Linked DNA regions of Homo sapiens: region 1 is linked to region 2. Evidence: chromatin contacts called from ENCODE Hi-C or POLR2A ChIA-PET data. All regions are on one chromosome and are shown on one strand. Each heading gives the region's core, a stretch centred on a gene start or an enhancer-like site at or near the end of the contact. The rest is flanking DNA. Distances are from core to core; before and after follow the strand shown.

Region 1 (5,780 bases), core at 1,222-3,721, 140 kb after region 2:
CAGAACAAGAAATCATGTCAGCTTATAAAATCAAAGAGAGACCCCCTAAGACAAAAACCACTGTTACTAAGGCCAGTGACACTGGAGGAAACATTTGAAAAAAGCTATCCACTAGCATGCCTCTTCATCCTTGGAGGACCCACATCCTGGTCCCTCAACTGCTTCCAGTGTTTCTCCTCACCTAAAAAATAGAATACAGTGTACAGTAATCTTTTAATCAAAACACAGCATCACAGGTGGAGACTGAACGCCTGCTGTTATCTCTTGCTGTTGTTTCACAGCTGATGCAGGTATTCTGGGCATGCTACTGTGCTGCTTGGTTACCCTGAACACTCTATTTTTTCACTGCATTAACGGTTTGTCATGTTTTTTACCTTAAAATTCACACTTATGTGTGAATAAATGTAAGAAAACAGTTGCTTCTCAGTAGCATCTACATTCAGAGTCAGGAATGATGGTGATGCCAAATAACCACAGATTGTCCACATGGGTGGCTGAGCTAGGGTCACCTTTGCTTTCTGATGGTTCGATGCACACAAACTTTGTTTCATGCACAAAATTATTTAAGATACTGTGTAAAATTACCTTCAGGCTATGTGTATAAGGTGTATATAAAACATAAAATAATTTCCTGTTTAGACTTGGGTGCCATCCGCATGGTATCTCATTATATATATGCAAATATTCCAAAATCCCAGACACTTTGGATCCCAAGCATTTTGGATAAAGGACACTTAACCTGCACTTCTACCTCTTTTGCCCACTCCCAGAGTGTTCATTAGATGATTGGTCATAAACTGGGGCAGTTCATACTATTTTCTTAACTTTGTAAGTTGCATACATAACATCTGACAGTCTCACAGTGGTTGGCAAATTCATTCCACTCTTTTCAACTTCTCAAGCTCTCTGTCTTCAAGAACTGAACAAGGATTCAATATGGATTAGTGATTAAGAGCTTGGGCTATGGATTCAGAACAACCTGGGTTCAAGTCCTGGATCTGCTCCTTACAAGCTGTGTGAGTTGAAACATCAATTTAAAAATTGAGGTAAGAATTCTTTATACAAGTTATGAGCTCATTGTGAGAATTAATGAAGATAATATGTAGAAAGTACTTAGCATGGTTTATGCACATAGTAAGCACTTATTAAATGCTGCAGATGAACTATCCTGGCTTTACTATGTACCAGTTATGGGATCTCATGCAAGTTTTCCCATCACAAGGGGCTAGGCCATGCTGCTGTAACAACAATCTGAAAGCATCAGTGGCTTACAACAAAGAGGGTCCATTGCGGATTGACTGAAGCTTGGCTTCTCCCATTCTCTCTAGTGTTCAGGGCGTACCTGGAACATTGCCAGTCTACGTGGTGGATGAAAAAGACAGATGGCAAACCACGTGCTGGAAGACATGTGTCAACTCTGTCTACACGTCACTAGCCAACACAAGTCCCATAGCCACTCCTGAATTCAACAGTGCAGGAGTGGATAGTATTCCTCCAGAGTGGGGTATTGAAAGGAAGAAAATTGTAATGTTTTATCATAGTGTATAATTTGCCAGCTATTTATTCTGAGCCCTACCACTCTGTAAACTTTCTGGCACAACGTAGGCACTTTTGAATGAGAATCTTATTATACTGTCAACTGTTCTAGGGGCCCCTTCTGCTCCCAGTTTGCCATAAAGAGGCGTCAGACCCCAAAAGCCCAATTGTGCCTTATTTAGTTCAACATCTGGAGAGGCTCAGCTGTCCCACATATTTGTTCCTAAATCACTGAGTTGCTCACTGAATTGGCTGCCGACCCACCTTTTCCAGACAGGAGAAGAGGAAAAACTTATTTGCGAAGAAAAAGAGAAGGCTCCTCTTGGCCAGGCCAAGGCCTCCTTTGGAGATGGGCCATAACAAACAGAGATTTGTAATGACTAGGATACCCTAAACCGATAGTAAAATGGAAATCCACAGGATCAACCCAGCAGAGGGACTGGGTAGTCGGAAGGCTGTCATCGGCCGGTGGTGTGACCTCAGACAAACTCCTTTGCAGCTCTGTGCCTCAATTTCTTCCTCTGTAAAAGGGAGGTGGTGGTGGTGGGGACAGTGACTCTCTCAAAGAGCAGAGATGAGAGTAAAATATCATATCCATGACCAAGTCACAAACTATAAACACTATTCCACAACAGTTTAACAAAATGGTTAAATCTAACAAAAATAGGACAGGATATGCAATATATCTGACTTTAACAATAATTTGGTAGTAAATATGGAAGGAGTTGAGGGCCCAAAACACAGAACATATTCCCATTTCTTGGAGATCTTCAGCAGATCACAAAAAAGAGAAAGTTAGATTACTTGGGTGTTCAATTTGCTGGCAACCATTTTATGCTATAATTCAGCATTAGTCATGGCTGACTAATTTTTTTCTCTAGAAAATTAGATGGAGCATGTAAACACAAAGGCACAGCACAGCCTCCTGGAAAAAACCCCAAATGCACTGAGTCTTCGGGCAAGACTGAGGGATCAAAGGCCAGGTGGGCTGCCTGCTCTGCTGCTTCGGTGCCATTTGGTATCATTTCCGTATTTCACTCAGTTGGTGTTGCTCAATTTCCACTCCCTCCATCATCAAAAAGTATTTTTAGAGCCTTTCATTACAGGAAATCTTTGGCGTTGTTCTCAGGGCTGCTCATATAGGGGAACATGTTTTCCATTGTCAGTATATCCGTAAATAAAGACTAGCAAATGCATCTTTACATCTTGGAGGGCACATTTACTCTTGTCTGATGCTGCATGGCATACTGAACCATGGGAGAGGACCAGAGCAAAGATGTGATGAGCTTTCTCACTAGTGTAAACATGGCTCAGGGGTTGACCAAATAGGTGGCTTCCTACAAACATTTCCCTCACCCCATGAGACCGGGGTATGTGCTCCTGCTTTGTGTTCTGTGTCCATCACTGTCCTTGGCCCATTGTGTACCCTATGGACTTAATCATGTAAGTGTTTGCCCTGTACTAGCCACTGTTTTAAGTTCTTTCAGTGTGTTAACTCATGAGACTGTTACAACAATCCCTTTTTTTCGGATGGGAAAACTGAGTCACAGAGAGGTTGAGTAGCTTCCGTAAGGCTGCACAGCTAGGGCTACTCTAAGAATTAAGTGAGTTAATGTCTGCAAAGTGCTTTATGCAGCGCCCAACACACTGTAAGTGCTCTACAAGTGTTTGTTAAGTAGATATGCAGAGTGTAGGCAAAGCCATACTACTAAGGGGCTAAACATGGTTGCACCCAGTGGGGGTGAAAAGGCCTGGTTTCCAGCCTACCACTGTGACTCTGCCCTGAAGTGAGATCTTGGCCATGTTGTTTGGCCCCTCTAGGACCTGTGGTTCTCATCTGTAGGATGCATCTGATGATTAGGTAGGCTTTCTCAGGTCAAAGCATTACTGGTTGTGCAACACGTGATAGGGAATGCAAGCATAGGGAATATCACTAGATAATTTACCATGGACATCCAATTTTTGGAACAGCCTTGGGGATGGGGGCCTGTTTGTGAAATGGAAGAGTTTTTCCTACTGAATTCAGAAATTTATCTGATAAAAAGGAGCTCATTTCAGAGACATGTGTTTCTCTAGAACCTTGTAACCAGAGGCAGTGATAACATCAGAGGTATGGTTCAAGAATGTTACAGTGTGCAGGAGTTTTTAAATGCTAACTGCAATCTCACTGGAGAGGCTAAGAAACGTAAATTCTGCCTCTTGGAGTCTTGGGGCATAGCTGACACTGGAGAAGTTTGGTAAAGCTGGCAAACCTGGAGGAAAAGTCGGGAAGAAAGTTGATGGAGGAGAATTGGCCACCAGTGTGGCAAAGACATATGTCTTAGTCTGGTTTGTGTTGCTATAAGAGAACACCAAAAACTGAGTAATCTACAAAGAAAAGAAATTTACTTCTCATGGTTCTGGAGTCTGGAAAGTCCAATAACAAGGTGCTGGCACCTGGAGAGGGCCTTCTTGCTGTGTCATCCCATAGTGAAAGGTGGAAGGGCATAGATCATGAGAAAGAGAGAGAGAGAGAGCTGAGCTCACTTTTGTAACAAACCTACTCCCAAGATAATGACATTAATCTATTCATGTGACCTAATCACCTCTTAAGGATCCCACTTCCTAGTACCACCACATTGGGGATCAAGTTTGCAACACATGAATTTTGGGGAATACATCCGAACAATAGCAGCTTGGATTCCCCACTCACGGATACCTTGAAAGTAACACTGCTTAGTACTATTATCGATGATAGTAACCTTTGCCAAGTCCATCCAGCCCTTCTACCATTATCTCACTTGACCAGAGGCAGGACAGTAATAAATTGCCCTCCACTTGACAAATCACTGAAGAGAGGCTCAGAGAGGTTCAGTGACTTGCTAAACTTTTCACAACATTGAAGTTGGGGAGTTATTTAAACTTGAGATTCTAACTCCCTAATTCAGGTTTCTTCTCAGCCCTCAACAATGTCATGTATGTGACCTTTTCCATTTCCCTTATGACTCTGGAAAAACTGCTTCTCACTTCCTTCTTAAACTGGGCTCTGCTAATATCAGCCCTTCTTGAAGCACTTCATGGCAGGGCCAGTGAGGGAAATGTGGCCCCACTCTTCATGTTTCCATGTTGTGGGGAGACTTCACCACACTCCCAGTAGAGAAATATATGGAAGAAACACTTCTGCTACTTACCACTCTCTTTTTCTTTCTTCCTAGAAAGATAAGTAAATTTCTCAGGGGAAAGGTCTTCCCACAGTGGTCCTGATGGTCTTTTATTGCTCAGTTTCAGAGCATCCTGTTCTCTGGAGGCAGGCATCTTGGCTTCTCTGTAGAAACAGACCTGTGGTTTGGGACTCCAAATCATTTTCTGGAAGATGGTTTATCCCTAGGTCTTCAATCAGAGAAAGGTGTTCAGATGCCCAACAGGGTCTTTGACAGAATCTTCTCCAGTCTCCAGACAAACTGCCAGGAATAGCACTGCTTTTTTGCTATTTCTGGCAGGTCCCTCTGTCTATCTTTCATTTGGATTAGAGTAGACCATGTCCTTTTCCTTTAAACACTTTTTTCTTCTTGCTTCTTCTGATGCCCAATTCTATAAGAGTTGTCTGCCATGTTCACTTGACCTCTCCATCTCAGTCTCCTTGGCAGAATCCTCCTCTCACACTTGCCTTTTACTTTGAAGTCTGTCTTGAATCCCATTTTCTTTTCTGTGTATACATCCTCTCTGTGACCCCACTAGTCCTTTGTTTGAAGTACCTTCTACATGCTTTTCCTACCTAGTTCTTCAACGCTGACCTCTCCGAAACACACCAGACTCATAGCCACCTGCCTGCCTGACATTTCCTCCTGTGAGCCTAATGAACTTTGAATGCTCACTGGAAAAAATCCCAAATTTTAATTTCCTTAAGTAGTTCATCTCACAGTCTCTCCCTCTTGGTAAAAGGCACTACTATCTAGCCAGTTGCTTAAGTGAAAATCTAGGTGTTCTCTTGGATTCCACTCTCTCTCCCTTAAGTTCCACAATCCATCAAGAAGTCCTATAGACTACTTCCAAATCTTCTTCTTCTTTCCATGTCCTCTACCAGTGGTTCGTAAATGTTAGTATACACTAGAATCATCTGAGTGGGCCTGTTAAAACCAACTTGCTGAGCCTCAACTTCAGAGTTTCAGTAAGTTCAAGGTGGGGCCTGAAATGTGCATTTCTAACAAAGTTTGCAGATGTTGATGCGCTGGTCAGGAGCCATACTTTGAGAATCACTGTCCTAT
Region 2 (6,267 bases), core at 904-3,403:
CTTAGAGGAAGACCAGCTGGTTTAAGAAATAAATAAAGGCTATTAATCTTTATGTATTTCATTTACGATTCTCTTCTCGAAGGAGGAGACCCATTAATAGAAACCTTTATAAGTACTGTAATATTAAATAAAAGTGCACTAAGTTATCTACTTTTAGAGGAATATTTAGGGTGTAATTTTCAGCCAACTGGAGAGAACCTAACAAAACTCGAGTGCTTAAAAGAAGGCATGTTATCGCTGAAGTTAAACTTGATTTCTTTTATGGCAGAACTGGACAGCTGCTCACACCTGCCTTAACTTTTCTTTTTTCTTCAGCCTAAAGTTATCTATTCCAGGATTCTATGTCATATGGTATAAAGCTTTGGTTTCAATCAGTCACTAACATAGAAGCTTGGATATATTTGGAATTCCTTTTGGGGGAAAAAATTGGCCAAAGCTTTTGATAGCTTTGCTTCTCACACCCAGGCCAAACTGGGCTGGCTCTCTACTGGGACAAGAATGCATATTGGCATCTCATCCTTAAAGCCACAGAGTCACAGCATATTGGTCCAAAAAGGGTTATTACAGCTCATGCGGTCTAACTTTTTTTACTTTTTTTTTTTTTTTTTTTTAGACAGGGTCTCGTTCTGTGGTGCAATCATAGCTCACTGCAGCCTCAAACTCCTGAGCTCAAGTGAACCTCCTGTCACAGTCTTCCAAGTAGCTAGGACTACAGGCATGTACCACCATGCCCAGCTAAGTTTTTTAAGTCACATGTAGAGATGGGAGGTGGGGTCTCGCTGTTTTGCCTAGGCTGGTTTCGAACTCCTGGCCTCAAGCAACCCTCCCACCATGTCCTCCCAAAGTCCTGGGATTTCAGACATGAGTCACCATGCCCAGCCTAACTTATTTATTTTATATTTTTCTTTAACTTTATATTGGCATTCCTTGCTCTCTTTTAGCAAAGTCCTTAATTAATTGACAATATAGAATATTTATATTACAGGTAGGTACCTGTTACAAGATGCCAAGACAAATTAACAAGATTTAGCAGGTCATTCAAGCACTCTCACAACTCTGATACTTGAGAGACAGTCCACCAGACAGATCAACCTTCAATTCCTGTATATTCTCCAAGTTCTATGCCTTAATTTGGTAAAGACATTAGAGAGAAAGGTACCTGGGCCACCTTTCCTCAGCTTCTTCCTCAAATATATTAACCAACTTACAGGTGAGGTGTGTCCTCTGTTTACATTCAGGGTTAATATGAGTACATCTTTTGCAAGCGTGTGATTGAAGATACTGACCACAATGTTAAGCGGTATTAACTCTACACAACTCCACGTGATAAAGTCCTTCTTGAATTTAGCTTCAGGCAATGATAGCATGCATGCTCACTCTTGTCAGAAAGTGAAATCTCTGCAGCCTATCACGCTTCTCTTTTCACCTCTGCTGCCAGAAAGATCTGAACCAAATTTATTGCCAAGTGTTGTAATATGATCATTTCTGGTGCCTAGAATTATTTACTCCTTTTTCTTTTTCTTTTTTTTTTTTTTTTTTTTTTTGAGACCAAGTCTCACTCTGTCGCTGAGGCTGGAGTGCAGTGGTTTGACCTGCATACCACTCTCAGGTTCAAGTGGTTCTCCCACCTCAGCCTCCCAAGTAGCTGGGATCACAGGCACCTGCCACTGTGCCCAGCTAATTTTTGTATTTTTAGTAGAGATGGGGTTTCACTATGTTGGCCAGGCTGGTCTTGAACTCCTGACCTCTAGTGATCTGTCCACCTCGGCCTCCCAAAGTGCTGGGATTACAGGCATGAGCCACCAGGCCCAGCCCTACTCCTCTTTCTTTCTTAAACATTTTATTTGTAAACTGCTTCAAGTAATTTTGGAAGTATGTAAGTTAAACATAAAAAAATTTAATAAAATAGGTAAAAACAATTGGTAGGAAGTAAGGAATAGTCAATCTTCCTAATGAAACTTTTCTGTGCAAAGGCCTTCATGCCAAGTTTCTCATTTGAAGGATGGTGAAAAGGCCTTATGCTTTGTGCTGGGCTTAATCCCCAGCTATACAACTTACTTGTTAAATAACTGTACAAAAGTGACCTCGCTTCCATTTCCTCATTTTTAAGTGGGGATATTAATGCTGTTGTTCCACTGGGGGGTTGTGACAACCCAATGAGAAAACATGGGGAAATACTTTCTAAACAGTGAGTCACTCTAGAAATGTTGGTTGTTATAACTTCCCTGTCTTGCAGGGCTGAGCCACTCTAGTTTAAAGAATACGTGTTTGTGAGGGCTTTTAAAATAAACTCACAAATAAATTTGCAAGTTCTTTGATACTCCTTTCAAGAAGTGGAGCCTAATTCTTCTCTCCTAGGGTGTGGTCTGTAGTCAGTAACTGAGTTTTAGCGAATTCAATGTGGCAGCAGTGACAATGTGCAACCCGTGAGAATAAGTCATTACATGCATTGTGGCTTCCTCCTTGCTCTTGCTCTTAGATCACTCATTGCAGAAGAAGCCAACTGCCATGCCAGAGGGGCACTCAAACAGCTCTGCAAGGAAGTCCCTGTGATAAGCAACTGAAGACTCTGCCATCGGCCATGAGAGCGCCACCTTGGAAACAGATTCTTCAGCCTTAGTCAAATTTTCAGAAGACTGTATGTCCAGCCAACTTCTTGACTACAATCCCTTTATAGATCCCAAGCTAGAACCTCCCAGCTAAGCCACTCCTGGATTCCTGACCCTGAGAAACTCTGTGAGAGAATAAATGTTTATTCTTGCCTTAAGCTCCTAAATTTGGAGGTAATTTGTTACTCAGTGATATGTAATTAAAAATGTCTGTAGTTATCTACCCATCCTTTTGGAGAGCACTACTGAGGACTAATATCAGACTTTATACTCTTCCCAGATGTTATCATTGAAGGATATTCAAGTACTCAAATATCTTAGGATCATTGAGTGGGAAATCACCTCAGAGTCATGTGCAGTTTCCTCATTTTGCAGATGCAAATGCAGAGAAGCAGAGAGAGTTCAATGAGATGCTCAAAGACATTTAAATAAATGACAAAATTAGGCCTAGACCCTTCCCTGGTCTTCTTCTATTGGAGTTCTTCTTTCTCCTTCTTTCTCTTTCCCTCCCTCCCTCCCTTCCTTCCTTCCATCTTGCCTGCCTGCCTGCGTTCTTCTGTCCTGCCTTCCTGCCTTCCTCCCTCCCTTTCTCGTTTTCTTCTTTCTTTCTCTTTCTTTTCTTCCCTCCTTTCCTTCCTTTCCTTTCTTTTCTTTTCTTCTCTTTTCTTCTCTTCTCTGCTCCTCCCCTCCCCTCCCCTCCCCTCCCCTCCCCTCCCCTCCCCTCCCCTCTCCTCTCCTGTCCTTTCCTTTCCTTTCCTTTCCTTTCCGAGGCAAGGTCTCACTTTGTCAGCCAAGCTGGACTGCAGCAGCATGATTACAACTTACTGTAGCCTCCATCTCCCTGACTCAAGCGATCTTCCCACTCGAGCCTTCTGAGTAACTGGGACTACAGGAGCATGCCACCATGTCTGGCTAATTGTTATTATATTTTTTACTTTTTTTGCTAGAGATGGGGTCTCGCTATGCTGCCCAGGCTGGTCTCAAACTCCTGGCTTCAAGTGATTCTCTTACCTTGGCCTCTTAAAGTGCTGGGATTACAGGCACGAACCACTGTGCCCAATCTTTTCTCTCTTTCTTCTTTTTCCAATGACCTAAAATACTCCTTTATTTTTGAGCACAGATCTCAGAACAGTGACATGGTTTAAAATCAATACTCTCTTTTTACCGTAGCATGCTAGCTCTTTCCTTTGTCTTTTTCACCTGAAAATGTGCCAACCTAAAGCTTTTAGTTTAGGCCAGGTGCGGCGGCTCACGCCTGTAATCCCAGCACTTTGGGAGGCCGAGGTGGGCGGATCACCTGAGGTGAGGAGTTCGAGACCAGCCTGGACAACATGGAGAAACCCCGTCTATATGAAAAATACAAAAATTAGCCAGGCGTGGTGGTGCATCCCCGTGATCCCAGCTACTTGGGAAGCTGAAGCAGGAGAATGGCTTGAACCCAGGAGGCGGAGGCTGCAGTGAACAGAGATAGTGGCCACTGCACTCCAGCCTGGGTGACGGAGGGAGGCTCCGACCAAAAAAAAAAAAAAAAGAGGTTTTACTTTACAACATCATTTTACAAAAGAAAGGGTGCCCCTCAGATAAAGAAATTGCACATAATTAATATATATTGACATGAACACCTGCTGTTTGTAAGATGCTGTATGGAATCAAAAAATTTAAGCCTAAATTCTGGTCCTGAAGTTCCCCCAATCTGGTAAGAATGGGATGTTCTATGTGCAGTCAGAACAATGAATTATAGGATATTGAAGGACAGAGAGATCACATGTGAGATTCAAAGCTTTAAGCCAAGAGCTTAAAGTACATGAATTATTTTGTTTGTCTCTTTTTTTTTTTTTTTTTTTTTTGAGGCAGGGTCTCGGTTTTTCATACAGGCTGGAGTGCAGTGGTGCGACCACAGCTCACGAGAGCCTTGATTTCTTTGGCTCATGTGATCCTTCAGCCTCCTAAGTAGCTGGGACCACAGGTGCTCACCACCACGCATCTGGCTAATTTTTTATTTTTAAAGAGACCTGGTCTCACTGTGTTGCCCTGGCTGCTCTCAAACTCCTGGGCTCAAGCGATCCTTCCGCTTTGGCCACCAAAAATGTTGGGATTACAGGCGCTAGTCATCATGCCCAGCCCACAGTACATGTTCTATAATTACTGTCCCACGTGATATTTAAAGCCAGTCTTCCAAATTAATATGGTAGGATGAAAACATGTTTTAAAGATTTTTAGCCTAAGCTTTCACTCTGCCGCCCAGACTGGAGTGCAGCGGCACGATCATAGCGCACTGCAGCCTTGAATTCCTGGGCTCAAGCAAGTGTACTGAGCAGCTAGGACTACAGGCATACGCCACTAAGCCCGGCTAATTTTTAAAAATAATTTTTTGTAGCGATGGGGTCTCCCTATGTTGCCCAGGCTGGTCTGGACTAAAATTTTGAATACTCTCTCAGTGGGTAATTTCACTCATATATCCAACAATTTGCTGTTAGTCTTTGGGTATACACATAGTAATTTATATTCAGACAGGGATGGCTCGAGAATTTCTGCATAAGATTGAATTAAAAGGATTGCATTCTGGTTGGAAGATGCTTCAGGAAACTTGTCTGGAATGCATTTGATAATGTGCCACTTTTTTTTTTTTTTTTTTTTTTTTAACGTATCAGTATCATTAAGCAGGTAACATGCCATTTTTACATAAGGGTTTTGGTGTGAGGTGTAGAGTTGATGGCAGTCACTATTGATACCAATGTTTTGTCTCCCTTCTCTCACATTCTATTTTTTTCAAACTGTAATATTCATTTATTAAAATTTTGAGGCAGAGAGATCTTGGAGGAGACTCTTTGAAATGACAGTAGGGGTTTTACCAGCACCGGATGTAGATAGTTGTTCTTATACTAGAGGTGGCAGGAATGAAATGGGGTAGAGATAATATGCGTTTATTGTTTGAAGCGGCTGTGTTTTGGGGTAACTTGTTATGCCCTAATAGATAACTGAATGGAGGTGGCAGATGCTACTAGTTCCATAACACTGGGGCCCAGTTATCACCATGGTAAGTGGCGGGGGTGGGGGCGGAGGGGTGGAAGTTTAGAATATTTATCTGAGACTGGGCCTGCTATACAGAAATGCCTTTCCGGAGTCTGGACACTGAGATATATGTTTGAATAAAAAGTTAAGTTTGGCCGGGTGTGGTGGCTCACACCTGTAATCCCAGCACTTTGGGAGGCCGAGGTGGGCGGATCACAAGGTCAGGAGTTCGAGATCAGCCTGGCCAATATGGTGAAACCTCATCTCTACTAAAAATACAAAAATTAACCAGGCGTGGTGGTGGGCACCTGTAGTCCCAGCTACTCAGGAGGCTGAGGCAGGAAAATCACTTGAACCCGGGAGGTGGAGGTTGCAGTGAGCTGAGATTGTGCCACTGCACTCCAGCCTGGGTGACAGAGTAAGACTTCATTTCAAAAGAAAAAAAAAAAGTTAAGTTTAACCTGTTCTGGGGATGGAGGACACACAACAGACTGGTTGTTGTTGTTTTTAATCTCAAACAAAAGACTTTAAAAAGAGTTCAGCCGGGGGCACAGTGACTCACACCTGTAATCACCGCACTTTGGGAGGCTGAGGTGGACGAATTTGAGGTCAGGAGTTGGAGACCAGCCTGGCCGACATGGCGAAG

What was found. Hi-C counts contacts between places; a loop is a spot of excess contacts on that map. ChIA-PET counts read pairs that join two places held with the same protein, here RNA polymerase II (POLR2A). Pooled maps may share reads with other maps.
Region 1: a pooled map shows a loop between it and region 2 (3-fold over the local background). The contact joins two enhancer-like sites. A Hi-C loop is called at or near these places in 4 of 50 pooled maps. POLR2A ChIA-PET finds 5 or more read pairs at or near these places in 4 of 52 experiments (H1, IMR-90, activated CD8-positive, alpha-beta memory T cell and 1 more).

Annotation. Positions count from the first base shown.
Region 1 is chr4:26,147,887-26,153,666 of GRCh38, reverse strand. It overlaps LOC105374541 (a long non-coding RNA gene), which reads left to right. Exons shown (of 6, transcript XR_925507.4): 5 at 903-1,046; 6 at 1,329-1,573. It also overlaps a transcript of RBPJ not described here. Among named protein-coding and RNA genes, the nearest start is that of LINC02357, 80 kb to the right of the region's middle. Within about 2 kb of position 2,471, at least 7 of the 41 ENCODE cell types and tissues checked have a DNase peak (open chromatin) inside an H3K27ac peak, as active enhancers do.
Region 2 is chr4:26,284,662-26,290,928 of GRCh38, reverse strand. It overlaps LOC105374542 (a long non-coding RNA gene), which reads left to right. Exons shown (of 2, transcript XR_925508.3): 2 at 2,480-2,776. It also overlaps a transcript of RBPJ not described here. Among named protein-coding and RNA genes, the nearest start is that of RBPJ, 33 kb to the left of the region's middle. RefSeq lists a silencer at 2,015-2,064 and an enhancer at 2,235-2,284. Within about 2 kb of position 2,153, at least 8 of the 41 ENCODE cell types and tissues checked have a DNase peak (open chromatin) inside an H3K27ac peak, as active enhancers do.